Linked DNA regions of Homo sapiens: region 2 is linked to region 1. A link is a loop called in an ENCODE intact Hi-C map of the cell type or tissue named here. Cell type or tissue: GM12878. All regions are shown on one strand. Each heading gives the region's core, and the rest is flanking DNA. Links, peaks and the distances in the headings are about the cores only.

What was found. Peaks named below come from ENCODE experiments on the same cell type or tissue, not always from the same donor. Only the 100,000 strongest peaks of a DNase experiment are listed, where the experiment ranks them.
Region 2: it touches region 1 in a loop (2.0-fold over the local background); 1 of 110 quality-filtered maps calls a loop at or near these places.

What each region holds. Positions count from the first base shown.
Region 1 is chrX:31,175,511-31,181,691 of GRCh38, reverse strand. It overlaps DMD (dystrophin), which reads left to right. Exons shown (of 79, transcript NM_004006.3): 69 at 1,211-1,322; 70 at 2,887-3,023; 71 at 3,722-3,760. Among named protein-coding and RNA genes, the nearest start is that of FTHL17, 110 kb to the right of the region's middle. In GM12878, for the core only: no CTCF peak of the experiment used is centred there; DNase peaks (open chromatin) are centred at 2,251, 2,768 and 3,431; H3K27ac peaks cover 854 bases.
Region 2 is chrX:31,067,291-31,073,471 of GRCh38, reverse strand. It overlaps FTHL17 (ferritin heavy chain like 17), which reads left to right and starts at 1,431. Exons shown (of 1, transcript NM_031894.3): 1 at 1,431-2,239. The coding sequence starts at 1,519. The coding sequence ends at 2,070. In GM12878, for the core only: no CTCF peak of the experiment used is centred there; a DNase peak (open chromatin) is centred at 3,061; H3K27ac peaks cover 894 bases.

The sequences.
Region 1 (6,181 bases), core at 627-5,626:
CATAGTCATGCTGTTTACAAAGAGGTTTTACAAAAACTTTTAGAGGTTTCTGAAGCCTAGATAGACAACAGTGAGTAGGTACTGCTTGCAAAGGTCACCTTCTTTCCTTCCCGGTTTCTTGGCAGGTAAAAATGATACCATGGGGGTGGGGAGTGGGGAAGGGAAGCCACAGTGACTGCATTAGATTTCTAAGCTACCTTTTCTCTGCTTCCTTAGCTAGTGGGCTTTGTATACAAGGGAAATTTTTATAAAATAAAGAAGAAGAATGCCTTGGAGGATCTGAAAGAGCACTTTCACCTTCAATTCTTTTGCCCTTATCATATTATATTATTTTAGGACCCAGCACTTCTCATTCCTCCTGTCCCCCTCTTGAAAGATGGCTGGAATCTAAAAAAGATAGCTTTCCTTCCCACTTCCCCATATGTGACATAAGAAATATGTTTATTTGAATTGGCTAAGGTTCTTATCTGAGAAAGCAAAAGGCAGGAGAGTATGAAACAAAGAATATCGCATTCTGATAATGGAGGAAATGTACCAACTAGTATTTACAGATTATAAATTCTTCCATCTAATCCAAATTTCATGTTCTCTTGGGGCTTCAGTTATCATTTGTAGGTAATGGGGTGAGAGATTTCTGAAGAGATAGAGATAAAAGAGTTCATTCGAGTAACTGTTTGAAGATGAATCGTATCAGTCAATTAGAAAACATTATTAAAGCGAGACTTGTTTTAATTGAAAGTTCTTGTTCACATTTCTTTTGTCTTGTGAAATTGCTTTATCTTGACAATGTTTTGAAAATAATTGCTTCAGAAAACTTTTGTCCCATGATGGGTAAGGGGCATGCACAGCGTAAGTCTGTCGCTCCTGGAAGTTCTTTTAAATTTGAGTATTTGGTTTTCAAAAGACTGGAAATTTTCCAGTACCTTCCTACTTAATCTCAAAGAGTTCCTAGTGGAGTTTAAATAAAAGCTGAGTTTTTCTTCCCTCCTTCCATATGTTTATAGGATAATCTTTCTGCCAAAATGTTTTGGTACTGTAGGAGAGGCACCGGAAAAATCTGGAGGCAGAAAGTTAATCACTTACCTTGTGGGACTAATGAACATTGCTTTCTGTTTCTCAAATTAGAACGTGGTAGAAGGTTTATTAAAGAGTGTTCTTTGGGAATTTGATTCGAAGAAATACATACGTGTTTGTTTTTGCTCTTTATCAGGTACAGGAGTCTAAAGCACTTTAATTATGACATCTGCCAAAGCTGCTTTTTTTCTGGTCGAGTTGCAAAAGGCCATAAAATGCACTATCCCATGGTGGAATATTGCACTCCGGTAAGTTTGACGCCAGCCTGACGTGAGAGTTAGTTCACCTGGGATAAATTTCAGTTTTGTACAATACTGCAGATCATGTATAATGCTGTGATTTGTCACTTCCCCAGATGTTCCCCAGCTAAAGTGGCTCTCAACTGTAGGCTTCAGGATTTACCCTATCCCTGGTGCCTAGGGGAGTGCCTGGCACATATGGAACATGATAGACCCTCAATAAATATTGTTGGATGAATAAATAGGGTTTTCATTCTGTGTGCATGGTTGTATTGAAGACGTTTTCACGTTTATTTTGCACAGCCTTAGAGGTTGTGTGGGGCGATCTTATGGCCATGAGGCATGTTGAGTATGGGGGATGGTTCTAGGTTCCCCCAAATTCATAAACTACCACTTTTAATCAATGTTGCTCACCTATTATCTGTCCTGTATACTAGTGACATTTTAAAAATCCATTTTATATGCTAACACTTACTAAATGCTAGGCATTTACCTTTTAAACTACCCTGTGTAAAATAAGTACTATGATTTTTATCCCCTCTATACAGATGAGGACCCTGAGGTCCTGAGGTTAAATAATTTACTCAAGGTTCTATAAGTAAGAGTTGAAGCCATCTCCTAAGATGTTATTTTAGGAAAATGTTAAGTGGCCAATAGAACTGTGAAAAATCACTAGGGAAATGGCAAGGATGTAGACTTGGTGGCCAGACAGACCTGAGTACAAATCTGCCTAAGAATTAAAGACAGGCTCCTCTCAGGTTTGTTTTTTCTAAAATAAACCTGTCCCTGTTGACTGTAGAGCCACCCTTCGTGTTTCTCTTCTCTTTCTTTAATTCTTACAGTCTCCTCTTCTCTAAACTTTGCATGCTTGCTATTCAAGATACGGTCTGTTGACTAATCATCATATGTCTATTGGCATTACCTTGGTCTTTATTAGAAATGTGAAACCACAGGCCCCAACTCCTGATGCTCTAAATCAAAACCCACATTTTAGCGAGATCTGCAGCTGGTTCCCATACACAACAAAGTATGAGAAGCTCTGCTTTAGAGCATCTCTCTCTTCCATCATCAGAGTGATCCTCCCAGATATTTGCCTGTCTCACTTTTATTCCTCTTATAGAGATGGTCAGTGATTGAGAATGTACCATGCTATGAATAGACCGAAATTTAGTGGGTGAAGCATGCTATCATTTTGTACTAAGTAGTTTTTAAAATACCATAAAGTGTGGTAAAATTTAATGTCACCTTTTTGACCTTAAGACCTATAAACTACCATTTATTGAGTAGCCTAGTAAGCTTGTATGTTTCTTTTATTTATCATAACAACGTGTTGAGGTGTTGTTGCTCCCATTTTACTGATGATCAGAGCCTCTGAGAAGTAAATAACTCAGCCAAATTAGTACATGCCAGGCCTGGTTTCAGAGCCCCATTTGTCTGATTCCAAAGCCTTTGCTCACAACCACAACACTCTCCTTAATTACAAAACAAGTGTCATGGGGCAGAAGACTGGAGTGGTCATTAGTTTTGAAATCATCCTGTCCTAAATCTGATCTCACCATGATCTCCCTTTTAGACTACATCAGGAGAAGATGTTCGAGACTTTGCCAAGGTACTAAAAAACAAATTTCGAACCAAAAGGTATTTTGCGAAGCATCCCCGAATGGGCTACCTGCCAGTGCAGACTGTCTTAGAGGGGGACAACATGGAAACGTGAGTAGTAGCAAAAGCAGAACACACTCTTGTTTGATGTATATTTGAACTCCTCTCAGCTGAACACCCTCCTTCACTCCCAAATGCAAACAGTCTCTTCTATTTCTTTCTTTTTATTTACATTAGCTGAAAAGAGAAAAATAAGCTGATGTCCAGTTGCCACTTTCCCACGTCACTTGACAATTTCTTTTTCCAAAAGTTAAACTTTATCTCACAGGGGGAAAAAAAAAAAAAAACCACAACACAATACAGCCACTAATTGCCTTACAAGCCTTATAAGAAATATGGGACTGTTTACAAATGAGTGATTCCAGTATTTCATTTTGATTTTCCTCTCTCACAAATCAGTAAATGTGTGTCTTTTTGTATCTCATTGTGTGGTCATATCTAGTCACTTGTTTCTACTCAAAAGAAAATATAGTCACAGGAAACTACTTCACAGTAAGTAGTAATGATTCTCAAGATCAAAGGGGACGTCTTCACCTCTTTTCAACCTGCTCCTCTTTTTTGCCTTAACTCTGATGGCAGTCACACAACTGTGTGTTTTTCTTTTAATTCACTTTACACCTTGGTTTGGCTATTGCTTTCCATGGTTCATACTTAATTGGCTGGATTTTATTTATTTTGACCTTTCAGTAAATTTTTTTGCGGCTGAGTTTGCGTGTGTCTCCTTCACCACCTCATTTTTTGTTTTGCAGTCCCGTTACTCTGATCAACTTCTGGCCAGTAGATTCTGCGTGAGTACTTTTTTTGCTGAAGGGTGCTGCTACCACCAACACATTCGCTCGCTTGGTTCTCTTTTGTTCTGTTTATTTGTTTGTTTTCTTTTGTTTTGTTTTGTTTTATGGACATATTAATTCCCCTTCCTTCATTTCAGTTTTTTTTTTTCTTTTCTTGATGAGACTTTGAAAGTACCATCTACACAGATCAGGAGAATCAGAGTGGGTTTTTTGGTTCCTCCACCAGGTGAAATTCAAACCAGCAGAAATCCTGGCTTGAATTCAAATTATAATCAAAGAAGTTATTGGAGTTTTAGCTGTATTCCTGGGAGACATGTTTATATATTTCTTCATATAAAAGCAAGGAAGAAGCTTCTGATTACATAATAACATTCTTTAGCCATATTTCTTGAGATTCGATGCTTTTTAGAATCTTTAGGGTCTGTTATAAGTGGACTATTAAAAATCAGCAGAATTCGTTTTAAAGTATGATGCTGAGTTTGGTTGAATAATTTTAATGAGGTGTGCGGACTGTTTATCAGGTTATGCCATGCTATTTGACTAATCATTATATACAAGGGTTTCTAAATTTTGAACTAAACTCACTTTGCTCTCCTCTCCAAGCTAAATATTCAGCTCATAAACAATTATACATTTGCTCTAGGAGGAAAGTATTTCTTTGTTATTACTATTGGTGTGTATTAATAATACTGAGCTTAGATACCAGCAGATGATTTATCTCAGAGTTTATAATGCTAGAAAACTCTTTTTTGGGGCCTGTGATTTCTATATTAGCAAACAAAGTGCCTATTTTAAAACTACATTATGTAGGGTTGTTATAACAAACTTTTGGTATTTCAAAGTATGCTTTATTAAAATATTTATTGAAAATCAGACAGCTCTGTTATGGATAAAGGGGAAATGACCAATTCGGAAGATAAGCTTGTGTAAGAATTCAATTTCTTTTTATTAAATCTTTTTTATTGTTCCACCATATAATTTAATCTAAACTAGATCCTTTTTTAAAAACCCTGTCGTGATAAATGCATATTATTAATTGAGGTTTATTTTCAGTCTTTAATAGGCCTAAAGGAAGTGGAAGGCTATGCTTTCCTTTTTAAAACTTCGTTATTGCGCCCCTTAATTTTGAGATATGGTAGCTATAAGTAGTATATTATCTGATTTATTTAATCATCATGCTTAAAGAACTTAGGGAGTTATTTAGGTTCAGTTATGTCCTCTGCCTCTTGGAAATTGTGTTTCCTAACCCAGGTAGTCTGTTATAGAAGTTACAACCGTTCATAAATAAGAAACTTTTAAAGAGTTGATACACTACAGTTTCAGCTTGATTGGATCCTGATAAGGGAATGGATTTACTCTATGTGGAAATAAGTTTAACCGAGTAAGAAATCCAAACGACAAATATGCTAAAGAACAGTTGTTACAAATACATAGATAAAAGTAGCACCAAATAATAAACAAAGAGTAATTAATAGTCCTTGAAAGGCAAAAAGGAGCTACACGTAAGCTAATGAGAAAAACATTATGACAATCAGATTAACTTATTTTAAGTAGAAGATTTTGTCTGTCTTAAACGTTGAAAGACTTTAAAATTAATAACATCTTTTATTTAAAAATATTTTCTAACAACTAAAACACACCTCCCAATTTGCCTTTTTATGAAGAGTTGGTTAGATTATTCAGAAATAGTGGGAAGTTTTAATTTTGAGGAAGAAAACAAATCTAGCAGACTGAAGTCTGTGTTTTCTTTAATAGCAGTAATTGTATTTAAAGTATTTATTCATAGGATTATAAATACTGTATAAAATATATTACAAAGCCATCCTATTCAGGCATAAGAGCCAGGTCCTAACGTGTTTCATTTTGCAAGACTTGTATCTAATGTTAACAAATCCTATGATGATTACAATATTTGATCCATTTGATATGGATCACAGAATTTGAAAGTTTCCAGAGATACAGACCGTTTGGTTTTCCTTAGACTAAACTCTTATTTGCTTGTGTTTGTCATATTACTTTAAAACTAAAGCTAACATAGGCCTTTACGTTGTCTGTCCATAAGTGAGCCAGTCAAACGATATTCTTTGAGCGATTCTGCATTGAAACCTAAATGAATGTCAGCTTTTAATTAATAGAGTTTTCATAAAAGAGAAGGTGGTGGTGGGTGGGATGGAATTGACCAAGTAGGTCATTAACTCTTATAGTAAGTAATCCTTCTGGGTATATGGTTTTGTGTTTAGGAAGTGGGAAGCGGGGAACAGTATTATTACCTTCTTTTGGAAGTGTTTTAGAAGGCTTTGCACTTAGTTTTGTTTGTGGACTAAGTGGCTTTGTATTTTCACTAATTCTTGGTTTTTAAATGATTCATCTCTGACCAGTACTCCCTTTTGGCTCATTTTCTGGTTTAATAAATGTCTC
Region 2 (6,181 bases), core at 426-5,425, 110 kb after region 1:
CTTTGTGCTTCAAAGGACACCATTAAGAAAGTGAAAAAAAAAACAGAATGAGAGAAAATATTTGCAAATCATATATCTGAAAAAGGACTGGCACACATAATATATATAGAACTCTTAAAACTCAGCAATAAAAGTACAAATAACCCAATTTTAAAATGGACAAAAGACTTGAATAGAGTTTTCTCCAAAGAAGATACAAATGACTATGAAAAGATGCTCAACATCAATAGCCATTATGGAAATGCAAATCAAAACCACAGTGAGATACCACTTTACATCCACTAGAAAAACAACAAAGACAATGACAGTGTTGGAACCTTCATACATTGTTAGTGGGCATGTAAAATGATGAGGGGACTTTGGAAAACAGTCTAGCAGTTCCTCAAAATGTTAAACAGAGTCTTAACATATGACCCAGCAATTCTAGTCCCAGGTATATACCCAAGGGAGTTGAAAACATATGTCTATTATAAAAATCCTCATAGCTGCATTAGTCATAATAGTCACAAAATGGAAACAACTCAAATGCCCATCGACTGATGAATGAGTAAATAAAATGTGGTATATCCATACAATGAAATATAATTCAGCCATAAAAAAGACAAAAGTTAAAGACATTATGCTAAATGAAAGAGGCCATATAAAGGCCGCATATAGTATGATTTATTTGAAATGTCCAGAGTAAGCAAATCTCTAGAAACAGAGATTTCATTTGTGGTTGTCGGGCCAGTGAGGAAGGCGAGATGGGCAGTAACTACTCATGGGTAGGGGATTTCATTTTGGAATAAGGAAAACGTTCTGAAATTAGATTTTTGGTGATGGGGTGATAGTTACACAACTTCATGAATATACTAAAAACCATGGAAATGTTTCAGAGGGTGAATTTTATGGCAGAGGAATTGTATCTCAATAGTGCAGTTTGTTGTTGTTGTTTGACACAAGTCTTGCTCTGTTGCCCAGGCTGGCGTGTAACGGCACAATCCCAGCTCACTGCAACCTCCGCCTCTTGGGTTCAAGCAATTCTCCTGCCTCAGCCTCCCGAGTAGCTGGGACTACAGGTGCGCGCGCCAGCATGCCTGGCTAATTTTTTTTGTATTTTTAGTAGAGACGGGGTTTCACCATGTTGGTCAGGTTGGTCTCCATGTCCTGACCTCGTGATCCGCCCGCCCCGGCCTCCCAAAGTGCTGGGATTACACGCGTGAGCTACCGTGCCCGGCCTAGAGCAGTTATTTTTAAAAGATGGTCTTGAAACATTCAGCGCCAAGTGGCCGGGATTTCCGACGGAAGTCAGCGCTTGTGCCCCCACCCCCTTGCCCCGCAACTCTGTCCCCCGCCGCCCCTCCCCCCACCGACAGAGCGCGCTCCTCCCTAACGGTCGCCACTGCCCACTTCCACTGCCCACTTCCGGTTTCATCGCACACCCGCCTTTCACTATCCGCCATTCTTGTCACCTCAGCTGCTGCCCTCGCTACCGCACCGACTTCGCCCGTGTGCTCGCCTGCACTTGCGCTGCCCGCCATGGCCACCGCCCAGCCGTCGCAGGTGCGCCAGAAGTACGACACCAACTGCGACGCCGCCATCAACAGCCACATCACGCTGGAGCTCTACACCTCCTACCTGTACCTGTCTATGGCCTTCTACTTCAACCGGGACGACGTGGCCCTGGAGAACTTCTTCCGCTACTTCCTGCGCCTGTCGGACGACAAAATGGAGCATGCCCAGAAGCTGATGAGGCTGCAGAACCTGCGCGGTGGCCACATCTGCCTTCACGATATCAGGAAGCCAGAGTGCCAAGGCTGGGAGAGCGGGCTCGTGGCCATGGAGTCCGCCTTCCACCTGGAGAAGAACGTCAACCAGAGCCTGCTGGATCTGTACCAGCTGGCCGTGGAGAAGGGCGACCCCCAGCTGTGCCACTTCCTGGAGAGCCACTACCTGCACGAGCAAGTCAAGACCATCAAAGAGCTGGGTGGCTACGTGAGCAACCTGCGCAAGATTTGTTCCCCGGAAGCCGGCCTGGCTGAGTACCTGTTCGACAAGCTCACCCTGGGCGGCCGCGTCAAAGAGACTTGAGCCCAGATGGGCCCCACAGCCACGGGGTCCCTTCCCTGGGTCAGGCCACTAGGCGGGGCGTGCATGTTGCCCTTTCAGAACGTTCTCTTCAGTTTTATCTTTCAGTTTTACCATTGTTAGCAAAAAAGTTATCTGGTTCTCAAAGCAATAAAGGTGTCCATTTGATACACCTGCAACTCTCACCTTTTAGGAATCAGGGCAAATCCCCATGCAGGTTTAAAGTAGGTATCCAGCAGTCTCTCCACCCACCCCTGCCCCATCTGCATGCAGCTCAGGATTTGCAGGGGTGGAGTGGAATGGTATTTTATGGGCCCCTGGAAAACACATTAGTCTTCCCTTTGTAAACTACCAGGGTATGTGGGGTGGGATGGGGTGGGGTGGTCACTCTTGGGCCCTGGTGGCTGTGGGTGCATGGGCACGGTAAAGTGTAAAACGTGGTCTGGAATTCATCATAGTGGTTGCCTCTGGGGAAGAAGTGAAGGAAATGGGATTGGGCAAGGATTAAAATAAACAAAGGGTCTTCAACTTTACATGAAAACTTGTAGTTTATTAAAATATGCCAATGTTAATGTTTGTGGATTCTGAGTAGCAAGTGGGGGCTCTGGGTGACAGCACAGCAGGGTACTTCTTTGGCAAGCTCACTTTGGGTGACAGTTGTAGTGGGAGCCTTAAGCTGGCTTCCCCATAGCCAAGGGGCTGACAAACTAAAATGGCACTTTGCAAGTCCAAGTCCTTTTATTTACATTGTTGTACTTTGTTTTTACAAGAATCTCAGGAAGAAGGAAGGACAAGTATCATGACTTTATTAGTGACAAAAAGGGAGGCCATACAGGCAAGAAGTTGTGGAATCTGGACATGAACCTCGATCTTCTGATGCCATGTTCCTTTTTCTTTCTGTTACCCTGCAAGTATATCAACGGGTTAAAGAAGATTGTGTGGGTAGACTGGGAATCTAGCCAAATAACCAGCCCTGGAAGGGAGGGAAATCCCCCAACACTCTTAAAGACAGCCCTGATCACTGGAGTCTCTCTCCTAATTACAGGTGTGCCTTCCAGCCTAGGGTGGGGACAGCTTCTAAACCTCAGCCAAAATCCTTCTCTTATGAAAGAAGCCTTCAGAATAAGTAACAGACTATATGAGGTAGTAGGGCACCTCACAGGAAGGCAGCCAACACCTGTACACTTGAACCCCTCTGTTCAGGTACTCTCCCTGAAGCAGACAGTCACACTGTTGCCTGAGTTGGCACTGAATACCTAAGAAGGCCTTAGGGCTGGAAATCCCCAGAGTGCACCATCCATCCACCACATGTCTTCACTGTCAGTGGCTTCTCTTCAAGCACAGCAGGTAAATGGGGTGGCTACAAAACACACATGCTCTATCTGCAAATCTAGCTCATCTCAAAGCCTGGACAGAGAAGCCCTGTACGTTTACCATGCACAGTGTACTGTAATCTATACATTCCCTGTTGTGGTCTCTTTACTGAGATCTACAGCTGACGTCAGACTTGTTCCATCTTGGCCACAAGGCCCCCTCTTTATTCCATTTTTCCCTTTCCTGTGATTCAGAGACACCCCAGGATAATGCAGAGAAGTCTACTTAGAACTACATCCTTTTATTTTACCCGGAAAAGCAGGATTTCCTCACCTGCAAGACTCAAAGAGGATTGTGATTACACTCCAGCGCCTATCACATGCCACTACTTGTAGTGTCACATTTCACAGCTTTTCTTTCAGAATCCCTGGCTGGGAAGTCTAGGTAAAGCGGCAGCTCAATTGTTTCTATTCTTGTTCCACTGCAACAAAAACATGAATGTCCTAAATCCCCTCCTTTTGGTTCAGTTTTAGGGTCCACAAACAGCCTTTTGAATATGTGGGGCAACTGTGGGAAAAACATGAGAAACATTTAGACCAAGCTGGCCCCACTGGCACTTTTCAATGTCTTGACCTTATCCATCGCTGCAAGTCTCCTCATTTTCCCACCCTCCCTTGCCACATTCCTCTCAAAAGGAGTGAGCAAACTTCTTACAGGTGGGCCACATTCCCACATACACACAGCCTTCCCAATTCTTTGAGAGCCTGACTTTCAATACTTGAGAGTGAGTTGTGCCTCAGTCTTCCAGCCCTGAAAAATACCATCCTGAGACATACAACTGGATGCTTGTCAGTCATTCGTTGTGCTCTATTGCTTGGGGGAATGATGTCCGAAACAGTGGCTGTTGCTGTGGGTACCAAAGTCTCAGGCAATGATAGTATCGGGACTGAGGGAAAATGGTAAAATTGATAACTTCATCTCAGACTCAAACACGGATTCAAATTAACTGTGTTGAATAATTTACCTCTGGGGAAAAAACCCTCACTCTATCACAAAAGGAAGTTTCTTAATAGATGGTTGTCGCTGACAACTTGTACTTCATTTTCCAGAAAAAGGAAAAGTTTTTTTTTTCTTAGAAATGTGTGTGACAAGCAGTACAAAGCACCCATTAATTTCTCCTGAATCTTCTCTAACCTGGAAATTTGCTCTACATTTCTGATTTTTAAATTCTCCTTTAATTTTGCTTTTCATTTACAAGCAATTACAGTTTCTTTTCACAAGCCTGAGAGACATATCTAATCAAGTATTTAGTAGAGAAAAGCATTGTCTGTAACCTTGAAAGTGATACTATGTTTCAGATTTTAAAATAACAATTTTTGTTTTACAAATAATTTGATGTTGCTGTTGTTGCTGTTGTTATTGCAGTCCTGAGTTCAGGTTCAGAGAAATATTGATGGAGAATTTGCCTCAGGAAAGCTGAAAGGAAAGGTGAAATGAGAGTAATCATATTAGCAAAGTGTGAGGACACCTGAAAGGTAAAAGGAAAGAAATTTACACCTTGATTCACTAGTCAAGGGAGCTATAGGAGTGGGATGAGGTATAGTAAGAAAGGAAAGTACTAATGGCTATCATATTTTTAGGAATCATGTGACCGTTTGGTTTGGGTTAGGTTATGAGTAGTAACAAAGACCAGAAAAGTAGAGTCTTAAAAAAGATAGGTTTTCTTTTTCATGTATGAAAGAACTATGGAAGAAAACAGTTCAGGGCTACTGTGGAAGAGCTTTCAATCACATTTCATGGATTCCAAGAGGCACATTTTTTTTCTTTACATTTTAACATTAAATTGGGATGTATCTTACAATCACTGTCAGCCATACCTGTCATTGCCTGAGGATGCACTGCAAAACTCGACAAAATGATATCATTGGCTAAGAAAAAATCCTGGAGATATTAGAAGTGTACTCTTAAAAAATACTGCGTCACCAGCACGCTTGATGGCACAGAGGACGATATTAAGAGATATCAATGATTCTGAGTACAGAAGTGATTTAGAAGAGTTGAAATTTGAATCTGAAGAAGTTCTAGCAGTACTTGAAACAATTTATTTAGCACATAGTTTCCTTTTTATGTGTACACACAAGAGTGATTCAATAACAAAAGTCTGTGCTTAAATAAGTGTAAAAGAGATTTTCCAGTAACTGAAATTTAAAAATCTAAGGGACAAGAAAACACTGTGTTCTAATTTAGTTGGTAGCACTTTCTTTTTGTGTGGTACATAGAATAATGATGTGCCTTAAATTAGTATGTTTGATTTGATAAAATACATTATCTTGTTGTTCCACTGAACAGGGCTTCCAGTACAAAGGTCATCTCATGATCCACATGGCTATTACAGCTCCAACCATTACATTAGCATGTCAGGAAGGAGAAAGAACATACACACACACACACACACATATACATATATGTGTATATATGTATATATGTGTATATATGTACACACATATATATACGTATATATGTGTATATATACACATACGTATATATACGTATGTGTATATATACACATACATATATATGTATATACATGTATATATACACACGTGTGTGTGCATATGTGTATATACACACGTGTGTGTGCATGTGTATATACACACGTGTGTGTGCATGTGTATATACACACGTGTGTGTGCATATGTGTATATACACACGTGTGTGTATGTGTATATACACACGTGTATGTGTGTATGTGTATATATACACGTGTTGTATGTGTGTGTATATACACATGTGTGTGTAT